Regions from separate parts of the Homo sapiens genome. Here all the other regions are linked to region 2. A link is a contact called in ENCODE Hi-C or POLR2A ChIA-PET data. All regions are on one chromosome and are shown on one strand. The core of a region is the stretch at or near the end of the contact, and the rest is flanking DNA. Distances in the headings are between cores, read along the strand shown.

Region 1 (4,044 bases), core at 1,416-3,915, 940 kb before region 2:
TTAAAAGCTTTACAAGTATTACAATCTCAAAAATGTTACTTTTATCTTACCACATAAATAAAAATGTATCTACATTGTATCTACAAAGTGAGAAGCGTTTCCTATCAGCCCTGGCATAAAGAAATGTATTTCCCCAGAAGCAAAGATCCCAGAGGAAACTACCTCCTACGTTACAAAACCAGGGTCTGGGTTTGGGTCCAAATCATTATTTGATATCTTTATACAAAAAAACAAAACCTTCTCTTAAGACAAAAGTTGGGCCATGCAACAACTATGGGCTCTCAAAGTAAATTTTAGTTTAAAAAAATTACCTATTGTTTGCATGGATTTTACCGATGACTTTATGGCTGCGCATCTGCCATAAAGTGTTCAAAACGCTCATTCTCTCTTTGAAAGGACCTGACCAAACCAGGACTTTGGAGTTCTCACCCGACTGAGCCACTGAACAGAAAAATCCAGGGGAAAATCCCTGACGGGGATTAGAATGAACTTTTTAGTTTCCTTCCAGAGCTGGAAATATTCGAGTTTGGAAAGTCCCGGAGCAGAGCCGCATTTGCAACACGGCCATCCTGCTTTAGGGATGAATTGAAACTGGAAAGAGAGTAGTACCAATGAGAGTGAGAAAGGGAAGACGAGGATGCAGCCTGGTCCAGAACCTCTGGAGCCCGGGGGGAAACAGGTTGGCATCACATCCGCGCCACCAAGTCGCAGGCCCGCGGCAGAGCGTTGCGCTCACCCTTGAAGGTGGCACTACAGAGCCACCCAGGAAACACGGACTTTTCATTGAAGACAAAATGAATCAAGGAGCCTGCGTGTGGGCAGCTTCCAAAGCCTCCAGTGAGTGTGGGAGTAGGGATCAGAGCCTCACGGCGCTCTGGGTTGCTGAGTGTGGGGGTGATGGTGAAACAAAATGCAGAAAAGGTAAAAATTGAAGAAGCAGAGTTAAAAGTAGCTAGCGGTCTGGCCTAAGAGACAGGAAGTGGCCCAGACTGAGACTGAAGAGGGCTGGACCAGGGGGAAGTGAAGAGAGCAGGACTGGGAGCAGCTACAAGATAGGATTGAGGAATTTCAGGCTGAAGGAAAGAAAGGGTGGAGGCCTCGCCAGACAGCAGCGAGGGGGCGGGGCTAGGCAGGAATGAGGGCGGGGCTTGAAAGTGAGGGGCGGGGCTAGGGGAAGAAGGGAGGAGGACGGTGTGGGGGGGTGAGGGAGAAACGAAAGAGGATGGGGGAGTGAGAAGAGGGTGGGTGGGGGCAGGAGGGGAGAAGCAAGGGGGCAAGTGGAAGGGGAGGTAGCAAAATAGCTTGGAAGTGGTGGGAAAGACCAGGAGGATGAGGGGAGGGAGCAGGTGGGAGGGAAAACAGGAAAGCAAGAGAGATGATGGGAAAGTGGTGAGAAGTGAGGGATGGGACCAGGGGAACAGAGGCAAGGCCAGGAGGGAAAAGCGAGGGGGCAGGTGGGCGGAGAGGATGGGAAGCGAGGAGAAGGAGGGAGGGGGTAAAAACGGCGGAGGAGAAAAAAAGGAGAGAAGCAAGGGGGCGGGACCAGGAAGAAGTGAGGGCCGATGCTAGGAAAGAAGTGAGGAGGCGGGACCAGGAAGAAGTGAGGGCCCAGGCTAGGAAAGAAGTGAGGAGGCGGGACCAGAGAGAAGCGAGGGAGCTGGACGCAGGGAGAAGCGAGGGGGCGGGGACAGAAAGTTAGGAGGCGGGAGCAGAGAGGAGCGAGGGGGTGGGGCCAGAGAGATGGGCGGGGTCAGGTTTGGGGAGGAAAGGTGGGGAAGAGAAAGGACCACAGGGATGGAGGTGAAAGGCAAGGGGGCGGGGCCTGGGGGGAGAAGCGAGGGGTCAGGTGCTAGGGAGAGGAAGGGAAGCGAGAGGCAAGGGGCCGAGCCGGGGAGAGGTGAGGGGAAAGGGCCTGGAAGGAGATGCAAGGGGCGGGGCCAGGAAAAGAGAAGCGAGGGGCGGGGCCAGGGAAGGAGATGCAAGGGGCGTGGCCATGAATGGAAATGAGAGGGGCGGGGCCAGGACGGAGATGCGAGGGGGCAGGTGCGGGGGAACGGGAGGGAACGCGAGACCGAGGGGGCGCGAGCGGCCAGGGGGCGGGGCCGGGCAACGGCGAGGGGGCGGGGCCAGGAGGGAGAAGCGAGGGGCGCACGCCGAAGGGGGTGACGAGGTCCTGGGACAACGGCCGGCGTGGGGGAGGGCCGCTTCCAAGGGCGCCCTGCGGGGAATTCCGGGGCGGGCGAGGGGGCGCCGGGGCGCGGGTGGGCCTCCCGCCGGCCGTACCTGTCAGACGGATCTTGATGCTGGAGCCGTTCCTGCGTGTCCCGGGGTTCGACATCTCCCGCCAACGATCGGGCAGCCGCGGATCCAGCGCCACCGCCCCCCAGCCCGGCCCGGCCCGGCCCCGCCGCCGCCGCCTCAAGGTTACGGCTCCGGGCTGGGCGCCGGGGTCCGAGCCGGGACACAAACTCCGCGGCCCAGGCGTCCGGGCGGCAGGCGGATGGTCGAGCCGGGAGATCGGCGCTTGCTGCGGCGCTCTGACCCTCGCTGCTTCCAGCCGAGCCCAGTCCCGAGCCGCCGCCGCCTCCGCCGCCGCCTCCGCCGCCTCCACCACCTCAGAGCCGGACGCCCGCCGCCCTCGCCGCTTCCGCCGCTGCCGCCGCCTCTCCGAGCCGCGCGCGCGCCCGCCGCCGTGCCGGCCCGGCCCTGCGCGCCCCCGCGCCTGCGTGCGTGCGCGCCCCCGCCACGTACGCTGGGGCGGGGCGGGGTGCGCTGCTACGTCGCCCGCACGCCTGCCTCGGGCGCGCGGGGCCCGGATCCCGCGGGTTGGGGTCTTCACCCTTCCTGTGGTCGGTGGGTGGGAGGGTCTGGCCCCGAGCCCGGGAAGGGAGAGCAGAGCTGGCCCCGGGACCCAGCGCGCGGTCGCCCTCTGTCTTGACCCCTGTCTCTGCGAGGCTCTGGGCTCCTGAGTGACTGAAGAGTGGTTTGCATGAAACCGTGGGCTGTGTCCACACCAAGCTCCTTGCACACAGGCGTGCAATACCAGTTTTTTTCAGTTAAGAGCTTTCGATCGTGCAAGTTCAAGGGAGGGACTTCTCAAAGAGACAAAGCCCTTAGGTGTGTTCTGTGCAACGGGTGTGCTCCACTGACCCATAACAAAGTTGCCAGAATCGCAGAAGTGCCATATACGGACAAGGAAAACGAGATGAGAGGGAGGGATAAAGTTGAGAGGCGGATGTTTGTTATTATCCATTCTGCATACAATTTTACCAAACAAGAAAGTGGCATTGTGGTTTGTGTTCCCATGTCTTCTGCTAAATTTCCCCTTCTCCCGGGGTTGCAGGTTAGAACCAAAAGCTCATGGCTGGGTACGGTGGCTGTAGCCTGTAATCCCAGCACTTTGGGAGGCCGAGGCGGGCGGATCACTTGAGCCCAGGACTTTGAGGCCAGCCTGGGCAACATAGGGAGACTCCATCTCTACAAAAAATACAAAAATTAGCTGGGCATGGTGGTGCGCGCCTGTAGTCCCAGGTACTGGGAGGCTGAGGTGGGAGGATCACTTGAGCCCCAGAGTTCATGGCTGCAGTGAGCTATGATCAGGCCACTGCACTACAGCCTGGGTGACAGAGCTAGACACTGTCTCAAAACACACACACACACACACACACACACACACAGAAAAAGCTCATTATGCGCTTTCTCCAGCAAACAAACTCCTCTCTGTTAGCATGTTATAGAAATAAACTGGTATTATTAGAAAGAGGGAAAACTAGGTTTATCAAACTTGTTTTTTACCCACTACCTTGTTGTTGTTGTTGTTGTTTTTTGAGACAGGGTCTCACTCTGTCACCCAGGCTGGAGTGCAGTGGCACGGTCTTGGCTCACTGCAACCTCCACCTCCCAGGTTCAAGTGATTCTCGTGTCTCAGCCTCCTGTATAGCTGGGATTACAGGCGTTAGCCACCACACCCAGCTAATTTTTGTATTTTTGGTAGAGATGGGGTTTCGCTGTTTTGGCCAGGCTGGTCTCAAACTTCTGAGCTCA
Region 2 (4,453 bases), core at 1,720-4,219:
ACTCATTTGCTCACATAGCAAATGTTTGCTGAGGGCTAACTCTATTGCCACTCACAACTGCAAGGAGTAAAAAAATCGGGAATGCAAAAAGTATGTGCTTCATAATTACAGACTGTTACACTCACATAAGGCATCAAAGGAAGAGGAATGGATAAGAGAATGTTTGAGAGAATAAAAGAAAAAAAAAGAACAAAGGAAGAGGGGTCCTGTTTGAAAGTCAGTCGCAAGTTTGGGCAACTCTGGTCTTCGGGTAGCAGGGGATATAGAATGTCCAATACCAGAGCCCTTACACAGTGGAAAGCACTGACTCAGGCACAAGCCAGGCCACTGGCAATCAAGGTGACACACCTTCTTGCCACCATCGCCCTCCTAGCAGGGTCCCTTCAATGGTGTCTCAGAGCCAACCATCATATCCTCTTATCAACCACCTTTACAATCTCCGGAGCTATTTATGAGCTGACGCCCTCAACAAGTCAGCTTTCAGTACAAACTCCTAGAAAGGCAGGTCAAAGGTCTGACTCCAGAGAAAAAGGCAACAGCTCCCTCTCACAGCTGGGTTAAGTGAAGCTGGAACTCAAAGGCATATTGTTGAGAACAAGCACCCAGTGTCCAGATCAGTAAACAGCGTTTCTCACAGAAAGAAAACTCTCCATTGTGCCCCCATGGCTTCAGGTCCAGACAGGGCCCTTCCCCTGCTCTGTTGCCAGCCTCACTCCCTGGTGCTGCCCGTGGGGACCGAGATAGATGGCCTGGCAGTAAGAACAAGACACGGAAAGCTTTACCTGCCTGATTCTTTCCTTCCTTCTTTGAAGTCAGTCCCTAGAAGGCCAAAGGAGCAATTACTGGGAATTTAGCAGCCTCTGTTCAAGTTCCCGGGAATTCTGACTTTTGTTGATGCCAATGCTGTGTGATTAAGGGGAAAAAAAGGAATTTAAAATATTCATGCAAACGTCTTTTTTTTTCCATGAGACAGGGTCTGACTCTGCTGCTCAGGCTGGAGTGCAGTGAGTTTGAGCTCACTCCAGACTCAAACTCCTAAGTTCAAGTGATCCTCCCAGCTCAGCCTCCCAAGGAGCTGGGACTAAAGGTGTGCACTGCCACATCTGGCTGAGTTTTTTAAAATTCTTTTTGTAGAAATGCAGCCTCACTGTGTTGCTCAGGCTGGTCTCAATCTCCTGGCCTCAAGTGATTCTCCCACCTCAGCCTCCCAAAGTGCTGGGATTACAGGCATGAGCCACCGAGTCCAGCCTAAACTTCATTTCTAATCAAGACATTTAAAGAAAAGGAAAAAAAAGAGAATACTTATTATATGCTAATAAATACCAATTAAGACCACCACCACAACTAGTATTTGCGTTGCACCCGTGGAGAGATGAAAGGGAATGGTAGGTTCTCAGGTCCACCTCCACCCAGGGTAAGAAAGTTCTAACGTTCTGTCAGCTAACTTGCTAGACACTGTGCTCCGAACTACTTCAGCAGGGGATCCACATTGCACAGCTGAGCCATTAGAAGTCTTCAGGTGATTCGCTGAAAATCTATCTCCTTGGACCTTCACCGCACAGAGACCTAGTGCATCACAGAAATTCAATGACTGGCGACCTGCAGTGGCTCACGCCTGTAACCCCAGCACTTTAGGAGGCTGAGGTGGGAGGATTACTTGAGCCCAGGAGTTCCAGGCTATGGTGAGCCATGATGGCACCACGGCACTCCAGCCGGGGGCAACAGAGCAAGACCTTAATACACACACAAACATTTTAAAAGGAAAAAAAAAAAAAAGGCCGGGCGCGGTGGCTAACGCCTGTAATCCCAACACTTTGGGAGGCCAAGGCAGGTGGATCACTTGAGGCCAGGAGTTGCAGACCAGCCTGGCCAAAAGGGCGGAACCCCGTCTCTACTAAAAATACAAAAAATTCGCCGGAGGTGGTGGCGGGCGCCTGTAGTCCCAACCACTCGGGAGGCTGAAGCAGGAGAAGCGCTTGAACCGGGAGGCGGAGGTTGCAGTGAGCCGAGATCGCGCCACTGCACTCCAGAGACAGTCTCAAAAATAAATAAAAATTAATTTTTTTAAAAAAAGAGCTTCAATAACAGAATCTTCTCCTTCCACCCGACTGTCCATCAAACACGTATAATCAAATGATGCCCACTCTCCACAGATGTCTTTTCTGGAGAAAATAATACGCTCGTTCCTCTAATTAGCCCATCGGTTTCAGGTTCATCACTCTGCTATCTTCTCCTGGAGTTTACAAAAGCCCTTCAGAGTGTAAACACCGATGTGGATTCAATCCCACTTCCGGAGAGAGGATCAAACCAGGAATCTAATACAACTGAAAACGGAGCCTGAGCCAGGTGTATCACGCGATGCACTGGGCTCCAGCAGGATTACCCCTGGAATCGGCGTCTGCACCCACTCCCAGCCCTCGTGCTAACTGCGTACGCTTAGCAGAATTTCTCTGATCCTTGGACCCAGCTGCGTAAAAATAAACTTCCTCTCCTGCCACGGGCGCGAATAACTGTGTTAACATCAAATAAAAACGTCTGGGAGAAATACCAAGTTAGGGTCGCTGTCATTAGCTGCTTTCAAGAGAGAGGCGCCCCTACCGCTCTGCTGAAACTTTTAAACGCTCCAGCTGGGTCGCCGTTAAAGTCACAAAACCAGAACCGGAGCCCCATTACTAACCCCTACGCAGGATCCCGCTAGGCTAGGGGGATCCCTGGGGAAGCGGAGTAGAGGACGGGCTGCAGGGGACGGAGGGGCGCCTCCCCGAACCCTGCTCCGGGCCGGCCGGGGGACCCTGCGGGCCGCAGTGGCACAGACACCACCCCCTTCCCCGGCGACCACAGCCTCCGTCTCACCGCGAGACCCGGGGACGCGTGGACTCACCCTGGGGGCAGGGACGACAGATTTGGGGGACCGGACACGGACCAGGCCCTGTTGGACCCTGTCACAGACCCACACACCGGGGACAGAACAAAGAACGGAAGTTCCCCCTCGTTTCGCTTCCGGGTCGGTTGTTCTTGCCACTCACCCGTACCCCCAACGCCCACTTGTTCTGTCTAGGAAAATGGGAGGTCCTCGCCTCTCTGTGGTTTGCTGACTCAGGGCGGCTGGCAGGCGGCGAGGGCAAGGAGCGCGATCGCTGACGCGGCACTCGGGGATCTTTCGCTGCGGGGGCTGGCCGGCTGCGCCCTCTGCTGGCCACGAATGTGCGAAAGCGGCCGACCACGGTCCTGGGCCTCAGGACATGTGCTCCAGCGTCGCCGGCCTTGGGGGCGGGCGGCGGGGGCGCGCGGGGATGTCGAGCCCGCGCTTCTCAGGCTGGCTCGCGAAGGGCAGCAGTAAACATACAATTATTGAAGGATTCATCAATATTAAAAAATGAACCCTGATTTAAAACTTGCCTCCGAACAAACCGAGTTTTTTTTGTTTCTTGTAAAAATGCCCCCTTTAAATTACCCACATCTGAAGAAAACATTCCAGTCCATCACAGAGTTGACATGAGGAAAAAACCCGTGTACAGGTGATGAGAGCAGAGAAGAGGAAGCTTACCGGCCGGGCGCGGAGGCTCACGCCTGTAATCCCAGCACTTTAGGAGGCCGAGGCGGGCGGATCACCTGAGGTCAGGAGTTCGAGACCAGCCTGGCCAACATGGCGAAACCCCGTCTCGACTAAAAATACAAAAAAATTACCCGGGCGTGGTGGCAGACGCCTGTAATCCCAGCTACTCTGGAGGCTGAGACAGGAGAATCGCTTGAACCCAGGAGGCGGAGGTTGCAGTGAGCCGACATCGCACCACTGTACTCCAGGCTGGCCACAGAGTGAGACTGTCTCAAAAAAAAAAAAAAGGAAGCTACAGGTGGAAGCGAGGCGGGGATAGTCAAGGAAGTGACCGTGTCCTGGAGACGCGGCAACCGTGGTGACCGCAGTCAACACAGTAAGCCCCAGCATTCGCATTGTAATTGAGCTCATTCAAGCTGAGCGCTCTCCAGTAGGGACTTTCCCCTGTAGGGAGCATGCGCATTTTGATTTCACCTGTCCTCAAACTGACCCTTTGCTCATTATCTTGGTAAAAAACACGCCCCTGGGTGGAAATTTAAGATGCTAATGAAACATGCAATGTATGAACAAGCCTGTACACCCACTGCGCATGTGCACCTAGAGGACCACCCAGAACATACTTACTAGTAACACTTCTCCCACCCCCTTATGAATAATCGTGTAAGACCCCTTACAAAGGGGGTCTCTCTAGAGCCAGCCTTTGCTGTTTCATCCTTAGGAGCAGCCCTCCCTGAACTAACTCTCTCTCTATCTCTCTCTCTCCCAGGGTGTACTGTCTACTCTGCACTTAACTTTCAAAATACTATTTTCCTTTTGCAATAAATTACTCTATGCTGGATTTCCTTTGACATGTGTTTCTTTTATTCTTTTTCCTTTTTTTTTTTTTTTTTTTGTTGT
Region 3 (4,157 bases), core at 1,658-4,157, 590 kb after region 2:
ACCCCATCTCTGCTAAAAATGCAAAAATTAGCCAGGCCTGGTGGCATGCTCCTATAATCCCAGCTACTCGGGAGGCTGAGACAGGAGAATCGCTTGAACCCAAGAGGCAGAGGTTGCAGTAAGCCGAGATTGTGCCATTGCACTCCAGCTCTGGGTGACAGAGCAAGACTCCATTTCAGAAAAAAAAAAAAAAGAAAAAAGAAAAAACAATTGTTTTTGAAAAGTGATTTGTAATGTCTTTCACAGAGACTAAATGAAGAGTATGTTTTGATACTTTTTAAAATATAATTTCATCTTTTTAGATTCTGACTCATGTGCACATGAATGTACCCATGTACATGGGTATATCTTGTGATGCTGAAGTTTGGGGTACAATTGATCCCGTCACCTGGGGTACAGTACCCAATAGGTAGTTTTTCAACCCTTCCCCCCTCTAGTAATCCCCCGTGTCTATTGTTCCCATCTTTATGTTCATGAGTACCCAGTGTTTAGCTCCTACTTATAAGTGAGAACATGCAGTGTTTGGTTTTCTGTTCCTGCAGAAATTTATCCACTTAGGATAAAAGCCTCTAGCTGCATCCATGTTACTGCAAAGGACACGATTTCTTCTTCTTTTCTTTTCTTTTGTTTCTTCTTTCTTTCTTTCCCTTCCTTCCTTCTCTCTTTTCTTTCTCTTTCTCTCTCTCTCTCTTTTCTGCATCCATGTTGCTGCAAAGGACATGATTTCTTCTTTTTTCTCTCTTCCTTTCTCTTTCCTTTCTTTTTTTCTTTCCTTCCCTTCCTTCCCTCCTTTTCTTTCTTTTACTTTTTCTTCTTTTGTCTTTCTTTCTTCTTCTTGAGTCAAAGTCTTGCTCTGTTGCCCAGGCCGGAGTGCAGTGAGTGGTGTGATTTTGGCTCACTGCAACCTCCGCCTCCCGGGTTCAAGCAATTCTCCTGCCTCAGCCTCCTGAGTAGCTGGGATTACAGGTGTGTGCCACCACGCCCAGCTAATGTTTGTATTTTTAGCAGAGACGGGGTTTCACCATATTGGCCAGGCTTGTCTCAAACTCCTGACCTCAAGTGATCCACCCGCCTCGGCCTCTCACAGTGCTAGGATTACAGGCGTGAGCCCCATCTCGTTCTTTCTTATGGCTGCGTGTTTTGATACTTTCAAATTACAAGGACTCAGTGAAGGCTATTCGTTGCCTTGAACTTCCCAAAGCATTTCCACAATCGATGGGGTTCTCAGTAAGAATCCGGGACTTGGAGGGCAGATGCTGTCAACATCCCCATTTAACAGATGTGGAAACTGAGGCCTAGACCTACGTTCTTGTCCCTTTACAGGCAAGGTCCCTGGAGGAAGGGGTTCATCTAGAGGCTCATACAGATAAACTGGAATGTACAGTAAAGTTTTGGCTGCCTGGGTTCATATCTAAACTCTGCAGCCTCAGGTCTCTTTCCACTATTAGAAAATGGGGAGAAGGCTGGGCGCGGTGGCTCACGCCTGTAATCCCAGCACTTTGGGAGGCCGAGACGGGCACATCACCTGAGGTCAGGAGTTTGAGACCAGCCTGGCCGACATGGTGAAACCTCGTCTCTACTAAAAATACAAAAAAAAATTAGCTGGGCATGGTGGCGGGCGCCTGTAATCCCACCTACTCCAGAGGCTGAGGCAGGAGAATCGCCTGAACCCAGGAGGCGGAGGTTGCAGTGAGCCGAGATCATGCCACTGCACTTCAGCCTGGGCGACAGAGTGAGACCCTGTCTCCAAAAAAAAAAAAAAGAAAAGAAAAGAAAATGGGGAGAATGTTAGCACTTAATTTCCCAGTATTGTGAGACTTAACATATGTCAGCCTGGGCAGCATAGCAAGACCCCACCTCTACCAAAAATTTAAAAATTAGCTGGGCATGGTGGCTGGGGCACGCCTGTGGTCCCAGGTACTAGGGAGGCTGAGGCAGGAAGATCACTTGAGCCGAGGAGATTGAGGTGGCAGTGACCTACAATCGCGTCACTGTACTCCAATTAAAAAATAAGTGTCGGGCCAGGCGCGGTGGCTCACGCCTGTAATCCCAGCACTTTGGGAGGCCGAGACAGGCAGATCACGAGGTCAGGAGATGGAGACCATCCTGGCTAACACCGTGAAACCCCGTCTCTACTAAAAATACAAAAAATTAGCCGGGTGTGGTGGCACACGCCTGTAGTCCCAGCTACTCAGGAGGCTGAGGCAGGAGAATCGCTTGCACCCGGGCGGCGGAGGTTGCAGTGAGTTGAGATAGCACTCCAGCCTGGGCGACAGAGAGAGACTCCGTCTCAAAAAAAAAAAGTGTGGCTCTCAATAAATGAGTTGTTATTTCAGTGGCAAGCCCTGAAAGGGGGTCTACAAAGGCCCAGTGGGCGAGGCTGAGGAAATGCCTGGACACGACCCTTCTCATGGCATTCCCGGGGCGCCCGCATCAGCCCCTACCCACTCCCGCTCGGGGACTTTCTCGGAATCGCGCTTCTTCTTCCAGCAGCCTCGAGGCCGGCCCCGTCCAGGTCTCTTTAGCTCCGCCCCCTGGTGAGGGGCGTGGCCTCCTCAGGGCCGGGGCGTGGCCCAACCGGGAACTGGGGCGTCGAACTCCCCTTCCCAGTCTGGAGCCACCCATTCCAGGCGGGGCGGGAGGCTGATCACGTGACCAGCGAGCGGTCTCACCCTCCTCATATGCCAGTACCACCTCCTCCAGTCCCAGAGGGGGGATGTCTTACTCCTTTCCGTGAAGCAAACCCTTTGAGTACGGTTTGCGTCCACAAAGCGTAGGGTGAGAACCTTGGGAGCGACTGGGCCCGTCTTTGCTCCCTCGGTGGGGTTTTGTCTCCTGGCTTCCCCCAAGTGCGAGGCAGTTGGTCTCGCCCAGCCGGGTCCTGGGCGCGGCGGCGGCAGCCGCGTCACTGGCGGGCGGGATCCCTCCGCTCTGGGGAGGCAGCGCTGGCGGCGGGGCTGGGGCCACTGAGGAAATCCATCCGCGCCGCCGCCGCCGCCGCCGCCGCCGCCGCCGCCGCCTCCGCCGCGGAGGAAGACAGCGCCGCCCGCGCACCGCCAGCGACCTCCGCCGCAGAGTCCCACCGCCACAGGTACCTTCGCTGGCAAAAGGAGTCCTCTCGCCCCCCAGCCCCAATTTCCCCCAGGGGAACCTCTCTTCCTTCGGTCTCCCGGGGCTGGCCTCCTGGGAGCGGACGTAACTCCCCAGACCTCCGCTCCCTTCCCCTCTTGCCCGGTCGCTCCCAAACCCGGAAGGGGAACTGGGGAACCCTCGCCCCCCACCGTGCGTGCGCTTCCCCGCACCATCAGCGAAGTTTTTGCCCGACCCCAGACCCCAGCCCAGCCCCGACTGCCTCTTGCTCCCTCGGAAGTTGGGGGGCTAAATTCCGGGCTTCCTCTAGGCCCCGCCCCGCCCCCTTTCCCCACCGCCACCCTCCCGCCTGCCCCCGGGGAGCACCCCTCGTGTCCTCCACTGTCGCACCCCTGCCGGCCCTCGCCTTGCACAACTCCAAAATCGGGGAGAAGCAGGCAAGGCCGCGCGCCACCCTTCCTTTCGTCTCCACCCTACCCACGATTTGGGTGCTGCCCGTGGTTTCTGGCCCCACTCGCCGAAACTGGAGCCCTCGGCGCCCTATTCCCTTTACAGATCCTCACCCCAAGCCCAGCTCCCAGGCGCCCGCCCCCCGCCCAGCTTTCTTTTAGGCAAAATGGAGGTCGTAGGGGCTGGAGGGCCAGGCCCACTGCGCTTCGCAGCGCCGCACCAGCCCGCGCCTTCCAGCTGCCAGATCCAGGGACCCTCCCGTCACTCTCCTGAGCCCCGCCAGACCTGCGGAGGCGGTTGCACCCTCATTTCTCTATGGAGCGCCGGCTGCTATATCCCTAGAGTCTGGGGGCTGCTGAGGGCCCTGGGGGGTGATGGGGACCGAGGGCTGAGAACGTCGCCCCCGCCCCCAGTTTCTTCCTCCAGCCGTGCTTCCTTCTGCCCTGGGCCTCCGGCGGTGCCGCCAGGCCTGGGCTGCTAGTAGGTGGAAGAGGCTTTGTGCGGGCCTGGGGGTTGGGTAGAGTAAGGAGTTCTGCCCGCACCCCCCATCCCCCGATTTTGAGGGTCACCCCTTGGCACTGGCGTAGAAAGCTGAACTTACAAGGAGGGGAAATGTC
Region 4 (4,108 bases), core at 1,389-3,888, 610 kb after region 2:
TGGGGTACTGCCACCTGCCCGTCTCAGCTTACCCGGCTGAGCTTTCTCAGCTCAGGGTCTCCTTCTCACAGGCCCCTTCCAGCCTGTCCCCCGCCCTGGCCCTGCCCTCAAGCCTCGGCCTACTTCGGCTCCTCGCCCCTTCCCCACCCCTTCTCTTTCTCGGGCCTGTCTACCCTCACTCCCCCAGCATCTGAATCAATGCTTTTGAAAGACTGCCCCCTGCCGGAGACAAGGGGCGAGGACACGCTGGGCCCGGGTGCTCCAGTAGGCGCCAGGGCGCGCGGGAAAGGGAGCCTGCTCTCTGGGGCTCAGAACTCAAGAGAGAAAGAAAAGACAGAGAACAGGCGGTCCCAGTGCACATTCAGCTAAGAACATTATCTCCTCACTCCATCACCCCTAAAATTAGCTCCAACACAGAGCACTGTGCCTTGGCACAGAACAGAGCCACTTAAACAGAAGCACAGTCCCCAATTCCTCAACACTGGAACAACCGCCCAGCCCCAGGCCTGCTGGAGGGGACCTGGCCCTTTCTCAGGATGGAGATTCTCCAAGCGTGGTAGGGTGAGGACGCTGAGGCTTAAAAAAGAGATGCAAACCCGCATTCTTCGCGGCTGGTCGGTTATCCCAGCTCTCTCCTCTCTGAGCCATCCCAGCAAATCACACCACCGCTTGGCAATTGTCTACAAGTTAACAGTTTTCAAAGGATTTTCACTCTTTACCTCCTGTGATCCCTTTTGCCCACTTGCCCAGCCTTGGGCTCCAGCCAGGGAAAAGAAGGAGGAAGCTGCTCCGACAGCGTGCCCCGACATCCTTGACACTATGCAAGACTGGAGGTGCGCACGGTAGCAGTAACCATCCCAAACTCGCAAGCATTATTCTGTGAGTTTGAAGCCATTTTACATTTGTTAGACTTTCAACATCCTTCATCTAGCCTCCTCCTCTCATCTTCTCTCCTCTAAAGTGGGCTATTTTTCTTTAATTCCCAAATTCCAATAGCAGATGTAAAAGTTAGGGCTAACGCATCAGATCACGAACACAAGACTGATGTGTCCAACAGCAGAAAAAGCTAGTCCAGAAGTTTAAGCACATGGTCCACTTGACTAACCACCACGTGGGACCCTCAGGGCCCCTGGTCCCCAGGCAATGGCAGGGACACCAAGGCCAGGTCTACCCTCAAATCCTTCCCAATGGCACGACAGACCGCTGGGGGACCAAGACCTACAATCTAAGAAAATCAGATTGGAGCTGGCTAGCCTGGTGGAGGGTGGCTAGCCTAGGTCTGCAAAGGGCACAGGAAAGATGGGAAGGAGAAAGAACCCCAAATCCCCCATGTCGGCAGCAAAGGAGAGACCCTTACTGGTACCACCGATGGTGTTTCCATGCCAAAGGCGAGGGGTTGGCGGGGTTCTAAATTGAAACTTCTATATAGACTCGAAGAGGCAGTGCACAAGAGGGTGGGAAAGCTGACGATCTTCCAGAACGACACTTTGAGAGGCAGGAGGGAAGTAAGGCTTGGGTGGCTGGAAAAAAAAAATCCAATCCAGCTAACAAGTCTTTATGTAGCATCTCCTAGTTCCTAGCACTAGGATGCAACAGACCTGGAGTCTGACCGGGAATGCGAGTAATGACTGTATAACAGAGAAGAGAGACGAGGGGCTTTTAAAAAGTTACTCGGAAATTTTTTTGTTTTTTTTTTTTTTTAAGGCAAAGTGTGAGAGCTGTGGCCAGGGAGCTGCTGCACGGAGGGGCATGAGCTGAGAAGGGCCTGGCCTGGGACGGGGAGGACAAGCAGTCTCTGCTAAGGAAGGTATTTCCCGCGGCCGAGCAACTGGGAAGAAGGAGACCCCAATGACCCAGCACTAAGATCGCCGGAGCGAAAGGAAACAGAGGTGAGGAGGACCCAGGCGAGGTGCCTGGGTGGAGGGCAAGGCTTCCATGTTGGCCAAAGTCGTGGAACGCTTGGACCTGGGGAACCGCAAGGCCCAGCTCGTTCCGAGGGGAACCCAAAGGCGCGCTGGGGAGAACTCCGGGAAGCGCGGGGCCCGGCCACCCTAGGACGCTAGGGTCGGGGGCCCCCAGGCGGCCCAGGGCAGGGCTTGGCAGGGGCCCGGGGGCGACCGTTAGGAGCGCGGGGGTGGAAGGCAGCGCGCCGGCCCGGGAGGACGGCGTGCCCTTCAGGGAGGGGCGCCAGGTGCGAGGGGGGCGAGCGGTCGCCCCCTAAGCCGGGCGCCGGCCTCCCGGGGCCTCCCCGAGGCTGGCCGGCTCTGGGGGAGGGTCCCGGCGGCGGGGATGGGCCGGAGCGGGCGGGAGAGCGGGAGGACGCACCGGGCTGCGGCGGCCTCGGGGAGGAGACGGGGGAGGGTCCTCGCTGGCGGCCCGCGCGCTGGCTCCGGCGCTTCTCTAGCTCGCGGGCTCGGCGCGGCCGCCGCGGCGTCGGGGGCGGGCCTGCCCCGGGGCTGGGCTGCGGGCCGGGGGCCGCGGGGCCACTGGGCGCTTACCGCGGGCGGCGCGAGGGTCCGGTCCCGGGGCGTGGGCGGCGCGCGGCGGGCGGGGGCCGGGGACGGCGACGGCGGCTAGCAGCGGGGGAGGGGGCGCTGGCGCTCCCGCGGCGGCCGCTCCTCTGTGTTTGTGTTTGTAGCAAGATGGCTGCCCGCCTCGCACCACGTGACGCGGACGCGGGGCCGCGGGGCCGCCCCTTCCACCGCCGCCGCCGCCGCCGCCGCCGCCGCCGCCGCCGCCGCCGCCGCCGCCGCCGCCGCCGCCGCCGCCGCCTCCCTCCGCGGCTCCGGCCCGCGCCACCTCTCCTCGTGCGCTGCTCGCGTGCCGCGCGCGCCACTGCCCGGACGCCCGTCGCCCCCGACAGCCCCCCCCCTCCCCGCCCCGACACGTGACCTGGGCGCCCGGCTGGTCACGTGACGGGGGCCCCCAGCTGCGGGCGGGATCGGCCCCAGAGCGGCCTCCTCTCCCCCACCTCCCCCGGCCCCGCGACGCGCGACCTCTGGGACCGAGGCCGCGGCCTCCCTGGCGGTCCGGTTTCCTCCAGGAAGCCCGCCTGGATGACAGGAGACAATAAAATCCAGAACCCTTCATCAGGCGTCCTGGGATGTGTGAAATAAGTGGCTCAGGCAAATAAGTTGACTCTCAGGAGCCTCTTTATTTTTTTAATTATTTATTTAATTATTGAGACAGAGTGTTGCTCTGTCCCCCAGGTTGCAGTCCAGTGGCGCGATCTCGGCTCACTGCAGCCTCCGCCTCCCGGATTCAAGTGATTCTCATGCCTTGGCCTCCCGAGTAGCTGAGATTACAAGCACACACCACCACGTTTGGCTTATTTTTGTTGGCCAGGCTGGTCTAGAACTCCTGACCACTCAAGTGATCCGCCTGTCTCGCCCTCCCAAAGTGCTGGGATTACAGGCGTGAGCCACCGCGCCCGGCCCCTATTTATTTATTTTTTTGAAGCAGGGTCTCACTCTGTTGCCCCAGCTGCAGTGTACTAGCCCGATCTCGGCTTACGGCAGCCTCCAACTCCCGTGTCTCAAGCGATCCTCCCATCTCAGCCTCCTGAATTGTTGGGACTATAGGTGTGCACCATCACACCCAGATAACTTTTTTATTCTCTGTAAAGACTGGGCGGGTGGCGTGTCTCATAACATTGCCCAGGCTGGTCTTGAACTCCTGGTCTCAAGGGATCCTCCTGCCACAGCCTCTTGAGTAGCTGGGACTACAGCTGTGTGCCACCACACCCAACTAATTTTTTTAATTTATTGTATTTGTTGTTTGTTTGTTTTCCAAGACAGAGTCTTGCTCTGTCGCCCAGGCTGGAGTGCAGTGGCGCGATCACGGTTAACTGCATCCTGCGCCTCCTGGGCTCAAGCAATCCTCCTGCCTCAAGCACCCTGAGTAGCTAGGACTACCAGGGCACACCACCACGCCCAGCTTTTTTTTTTTTTTTTTTTTTTTTTTTGTAGAGACAGGGTTTCCCCCATGTTGCCCAGGCTGGTCTTGAACTCCTGGACCCAAATGATCCTCCTTCCAAAGTGCCGGGAACTCCTGGACCCAAATGGATCCTCCTTCCAAGGTGCCGGGATGACAGGCATGAGCCGCCACG
Region 5 (4,320 bases), core at 230-2,729, 640 kb before region 2:
CTTTTCTTTTTTTTTTTTTGAGACAGTCTCTCACTCTGTCCTCAGGCGTGACCTCGGCTCACTGCAATTTCCGCCTCCCGGATTCAAGCGATTCTCCTGCCTCAGCCTCCCCTGGAGCTGGGACTACAGACGCATGCCACCAAGCCCAGCTAATTTTTGTATTTTTAGTAGAGACAGGGTTTCACCATGTTGGCCAGGATGGTCTGGATCTTTTGACCTTGTGATCCGCCCGCCTCGGCCTCCCGAAGTGCTGGGATTACAGCCGTGAGCCACCGCGCCCGGCCGACTCTATCATAATTTCAAAGCAGTAATAAATGTAAGTGACAGCTTAAGATACCACCTTGTAGTTGCTGCACAAACTGGGTTTTTTTGCGTCTCACTCTGTCACCAGGCTGGAGTGGGGTGGTACAATCTCGGCTCAATGCAACCTCTGCCTCCCGGGTTTAAGCCATGCTCATGCCTCAGCCTCCCAAGTAGCTGGGATTACAGGAACGCGCCACTACTCCAGGCCAATTTTTATATTTTCAGTAGGGACGGGGTTTTGCCATCCTGTCCAGGCTGGTCTCGAACTCCTGACCTCACGTGATCCTCTCGCCTCAGACTCCCAAAGTGCTGAGGTTACAGGTGTGAGCCACCATGCCTGGCCCTGCACAAACTGTTATCTGGAACTATCATTTACACTCACCCTCACAGTTTCAGGCACTGCTAAGGCTGCTCCAGCAATCAGGAAAGGAAATGCTATACTTCACATAGAGAAAAATAGGGGTGCATTTTGTTCCTACACAAGCTCATTACCCCACCCTGGTTAAAAAAAACCCTGAATTAGGCTGTATAGTGGCTCATGCCTGCAATTCCAGCACTTTGGGAGGCCCAGGCAGGAGGATCGCTTTGGGCTTGGGGCCAGGAGTTCGAGACCAGCCTGGGCAACATAGCAAGACCCGCCACCCGCCCCCCCAACCCCGCCGTCTCTACAAAAATTAAAAATAAAATTTTAAAAATTAGCCAAGTGTGGTGGTGCAGCGTCTGTAGTTCCAGCTACTCGGGAGGCTGAGGTGGGAGGATCGCTTGAGTCTGAGAAGTTGACTGCAGTGAGCTATGATCGTACCCCTGTACTCCAGCCTGGGCCACAGAGCGAGAAAAAACCCTGAATTAGAGACACGCTGCGGCCGTCCTTCCTCGGAGAGACCCGCCCCTCCTCAGAGGCCCACCCGGACCCTCAGGCCAACGCCGACCCCTCTCCACACGGACTTCTGCAGCCTCAGTTTCCCTCCTCAGACGCCCCCGGCTCCAATCCCGGCTCGGGCACTTCCTTCCCCTCTGGCGTGTCTTGGCCCGGGTCCCGGGGCTCCTGCGAGGATCACACAGGAACTCACTTGAAGTGTCCGGCGCAGTGCACTCCGACGGGGAGCCCTGCCCGGTCCCCGCGGCGAACCAGTCTCTTCCTCGGGTCCCCCTCTCCCCAAGCGCGCAGGCGCAATCCGCGTCGCCGACTCACGCGGCTGGTTTCAGGTTTCTGGCGAGGCCGGTGTTCGGCTGGCGGCTAGCTGGGACTAGCGGAACGGCGGAGTCTCGATTGGCAGTGCCTGGACAGGCGCAAGGGCCGGCGCGGGCTCCGGGCGCTCCCGGCATCCCTCGGGCGGCGGCGGCGGCGGCGGCGAGGCGAAGCGAAGGAGGAGTGTGTGCGGCGGGGCCGGCGGCGGGTAAAGGCGAGAAGGCTGCAGGAGACCGAGGGGGAGCCGGGCCGGTGGGGCCGCCGCCGCCGCCATGCAGGAAATCATCGCCAGCGTGGACCACATCAAGTTTGACTTGGAGATCGCGGTGGAGCAGCAGCTGGGGGCGCAGCCGCTGCCCTTCCCCGGCATGGACAGTGAGCGCGGGGCCCGGGCGGGAGGGCAAGAGCGACTCGAACCCGGGACCCGCTCCTCTGTGATCCCGGGACTCCCTCGCCTCGGTCCTGAGACCTCCCCCGGCTTCCTCTGGATCCTGGGACCCCTCCCCTTTGGTCGCAGGACTCCTCCCTCTAGGTCTTGAGAGTCCCTCCCACCTCCTCCGGGTCCTGGGATCCTCCCCTTTAGTTACCGAACTCCCTCATCTGTGGTCCCGAGACTCTTCCCACTCCATCCTGAGACCTCCTCTTCTGGATCCCGGGACGCTCCCCTTGGTTTCAGGACTCCTGACTCCCAGGCCCCCATTTCCACCGTCTGGGGACTCCTTTTACCCTCACTCGGACTCAGGAGTTCACTGCCTCGGATCTTTGGCCCTCTGCGGCTGTTCAAAGGTAATCTGTAGGAGGGTAGACCTTGTCTGTTCGCTTAATTCTTGAATAAGGGTGGGTTATCCTGGATTGGAACTCTCCCTCAACACTCTCCCAACTGCAGGAGAGTACTAGGATATCACACCCGCTACGTTGAGCGTCTCTTCTTGATTTCATCAAAACTAGGCGGTTGGAGGAGATGTGCTGAGGGAAGGACCACCTTTCTGTAGGAGACCCCAGCTAGACTCTCAAACTCCCTTCTAGGACTCACTCTCCTGGGAGCTCATCCCTAGTTTTTGGCCCGTCCCTACTTTTTTCTGGACCCCAACTCTGAGTTATTCATCACACCCAGCAGCTGGTGTGGACCCTTGGCCTGAACTCCCTTCACTGCTCCCCTTCATATGGTGGCTCCTGGCTTCCCACCTCCTACTCGGTGGGATATCTTGTACTTTAAAAGAAACCAGTAGTTTTCTTTGTGTCTTCTTTCCTATCTGGACATACTTGAAATCTAATGCTATAACCTTAAAGTTTGGGGGCTTGTGGAAGTCACTGAGTTCAATCCACAGATGGGGAAACTGAGACCCAAGCGGGGGAAGGGACTTGCTGACAATCACTCAGTGCATAGCAGAGGCGGGCAAGCTCTCCAGTGTTGTGTGCTGTCGCCCACAACTACCAGCGGGGTCTCCCACCGCTCCCAGCAGCCTCACTCCCCTCAGGCGGTCACACCTTCTCATGCACATGTGACCTCTGAGTCTGTCCCTTTATGTGTTTTTGTTGTTGTTGTTTGTTTGCTTTTGAGACAGGGGCCCCTCTGTCGCCCAGGCTGGGTGCAGTGACGCAATCATGGCTCAATGCAGCCTCGACTTCCCAGGCTCCAGCAATCCTCCCACCTCAGTCTCCCAAGTAGCTGGGACCACAGGCATGCACCAACACGCCTGGCAAATTTTTTTGTGTGTATTTCTTGGTAGAGACACTATTTCATCATGTTTCCCAGGGTTGGTCTTGAACTCCTGGGCTCAAGTGATCCTTTTACCTCGGCCTTCGGAAGTACTGGGATTATAGGCATGAGCCACTGCACCTGGCATATATATATATATATATATTTTTTTTTTTTTTTTTTTCCTGCCTGTCCCACAACTTTACATGGTGATAGTTCTGTACAAGATAGTTTCATTGGAAATTAATTAAGTCTTCAAGAAGACAAGATAGTGCTTATAAGGAGACATCATCAGACCACCCTATTTGACACAGGCACAAACACCATCACCACTGTACACTCCCTAAAAAGCAGCTGCTCAAATTCACACACACACACCCCCTCTTACCTACCCCTCGACTCTTGTGATCATCCCTGCACATGTGGCCTTTTCCTGTCTTTTTTTTTTTTTTTTTTTTGAGACAGAGTTTTGCTTTTGTCACCCAGGCTGGAGTGCAATGGTGCGATCTCGGCTCACTGCAACCTCCACCTCCCAGGTTCAAGCAGTTCTGCTGCCTTGGCCTCCTGAGTAGCTGGGATTATAGGCGCCCACCACCACGCCCAACTAATTTTTGTATTTTTAGTAGAGATGAGGTTTCACCATGTTGGCCAGGCTGGTCTTGAACTCCTGACCTTAAATGATCCACCTGCCTCGGCCTCCCAAAGTGCTGGGATTACGGGCATAAGCCACTGTGCCCAGCCGGCCTTTTCCTGTCTTGATGGCACTAGCTTGAGACCATGGAACCACCCACGCAGGGCAGCTCTTTTCCTCCCACCCTTCTGCCATCTGACACATCCACAAGCCTGTGAGGGGAGGTACAGTGGCGAGGGGCCCACATACCTGTTCCTGAGGCCCGGGACACACCTAGCCATGGGTGTTGCTCCAGCCAGGGCTTCAGAGTCGGTAGGCACCCTCCACACTCGCTGCTTGTCCATATCCTGTTCAGTTAAAGCCTAGTGAGGCCACAGCCCTTCCTCACCCATCCCTCCTCTTCATCCCCATCTGAGTTTTGGGAAGAACTGTCACTTTGCCCATAAGGCATACTCATCCTATCCACATGAGACTCAGTTCCCAGAACTGTGTATTTCT

The links. Hi-C counts contacts between places; a loop is a spot of excess contacts on that map. ChIA-PET counts read pairs that join two places held with the same protein, here RNA polymerase II (POLR2A). Pooled maps may share reads with other maps.
Region 1: a loop to region 2 is called in a map of CD4-positive, alpha-beta T cell, with 6 times the contacts of the local background. The contact joins the promoter of SMURF1 here to the promoter of ZNF3 in region 2. A Hi-C loop is called at or near these places in 1 of 168 maps with a recorded cell type or tissue (CD4-positive, alpha-beta T cell), 1 of 37 single-sample maps with no recorded cell type and 8 of 50 pooled maps.
Region 3: a loop to region 2 is called in a map of B cell, with 4 times the contacts of the local background. The contact joins the promoter of GNB2 here to the promoter of ZNF3 in region 2. A Hi-C loop is called at or near these places in 1 of 168 maps with a recorded cell type or tissue (B cell), 3 of 37 single-sample maps with no recorded cell type and 11 of 50 pooled maps. POLR2A ChIA-PET finds 5 or more read pairs at or near these places in 3 of 52 experiments (A673, OCI-LY7 and RWPE1).
Region 4: a loop to region 2 is called in a pooled map, with 6 times the contacts of the local background. The contact joins the promoter of GIGYF1 here to the promoter of ZNF3 in region 2. A Hi-C loop is called at or near these places in 3 of 37 single-sample maps with no recorded cell type and 4 of 50 pooled maps. POLR2A ChIA-PET finds 5 or more read pairs at or near these places in 1 of 52 experiments (H1).
Region 5: a pooled map shows a loop between it and region 2 (15-fold over the local background). The contact joins the promoter of PTCD1 here to the promoter of ZNF3 in region 2. A Hi-C loop is called at or near these places in 10 of 50 pooled maps. POLR2A ChIA-PET finds 5 or more read pairs at or near these places in 2 of 52 experiments (H1 and activated T-cell).

What each region holds. Positions count from the first base shown.
Region 1 is chr7:99,141,443-99,145,486 of GRCh38, forward strand. SMURF1 (SMAD specific E3 ubiquitin protein ligase 1) reads right to left here and starts at 2,666. Exons shown (of 18, transcript NM_181349.3): 1 at 2,284-2,666. The coding sequence starts at 2,338. RefSeq lists silencers at 1,848-1,897, 1,958-2,287, 2,428-2,927.
Region 2 is chr7:100,078,754-100,083,206 of GRCh38, forward strand. ZNF3 (zinc finger protein 3) reads right to left here and starts at 2,970. Exons shown (of 6, transcript NM_032924.5): 1 at 2,882-2,970; 2 at 783-903. RefSeq lists enhancers at 2,909-3,058, 3,215-4,196 and a silencer at 3,299-3,378.
Region 3 is chr7:100,670,833-100,674,989 of GRCh38, forward strand. GNB2 (G protein subunit beta 2) reads left to right here and starts at 2,908. Exons shown (of 10, transcript NM_005273.4): 1 at 2,908-3,091. RefSeq lists silencers at 2,438-2,567, 2,578-2,657, 2,908-3,087 and enhancers at 3,518-3,727, 3,928-4,007.
Region 4 is chr7:100,691,612-100,695,719 of GRCh38, forward strand. GIGYF1 (GRB10 interacting GYF protein 1) reads right to left here and starts at 2,639. Exons shown (of 27, transcript NM_001375765.1): 1 at 2,499-2,639. RefSeq lists silencers at 136-305, 2,068-2,187, 2,358-2,457, 2,898-3,057, a cis regulatory region at 1,713-3,206 and an enhancer at 3,745-4,108.
Region 5 is chr7:99,437,319-99,441,638 of GRCh38, forward strand. PTCD1 (pentatricopeptide repeat domain 1) reads right to left here and starts at 1,480. Exons shown (of 8, transcript NM_015545.4): 1 at 1,374-1,480. The region is part of intron 2 of ATP5MF-PTCD1 (ATP5MF-PTCD1 readthrough); the gene reads right to left. CPSF4 (cleavage and polyadenylation specific factor 4) reads left to right here and starts at 1,625. Exons shown (of 8, transcript NM_006693.4): 1 at 1,625-1,867. The coding sequence starts at 1,765. RefSeq lists an enhancer at 1,070-1,359 and a silencer at 1,620-1,919.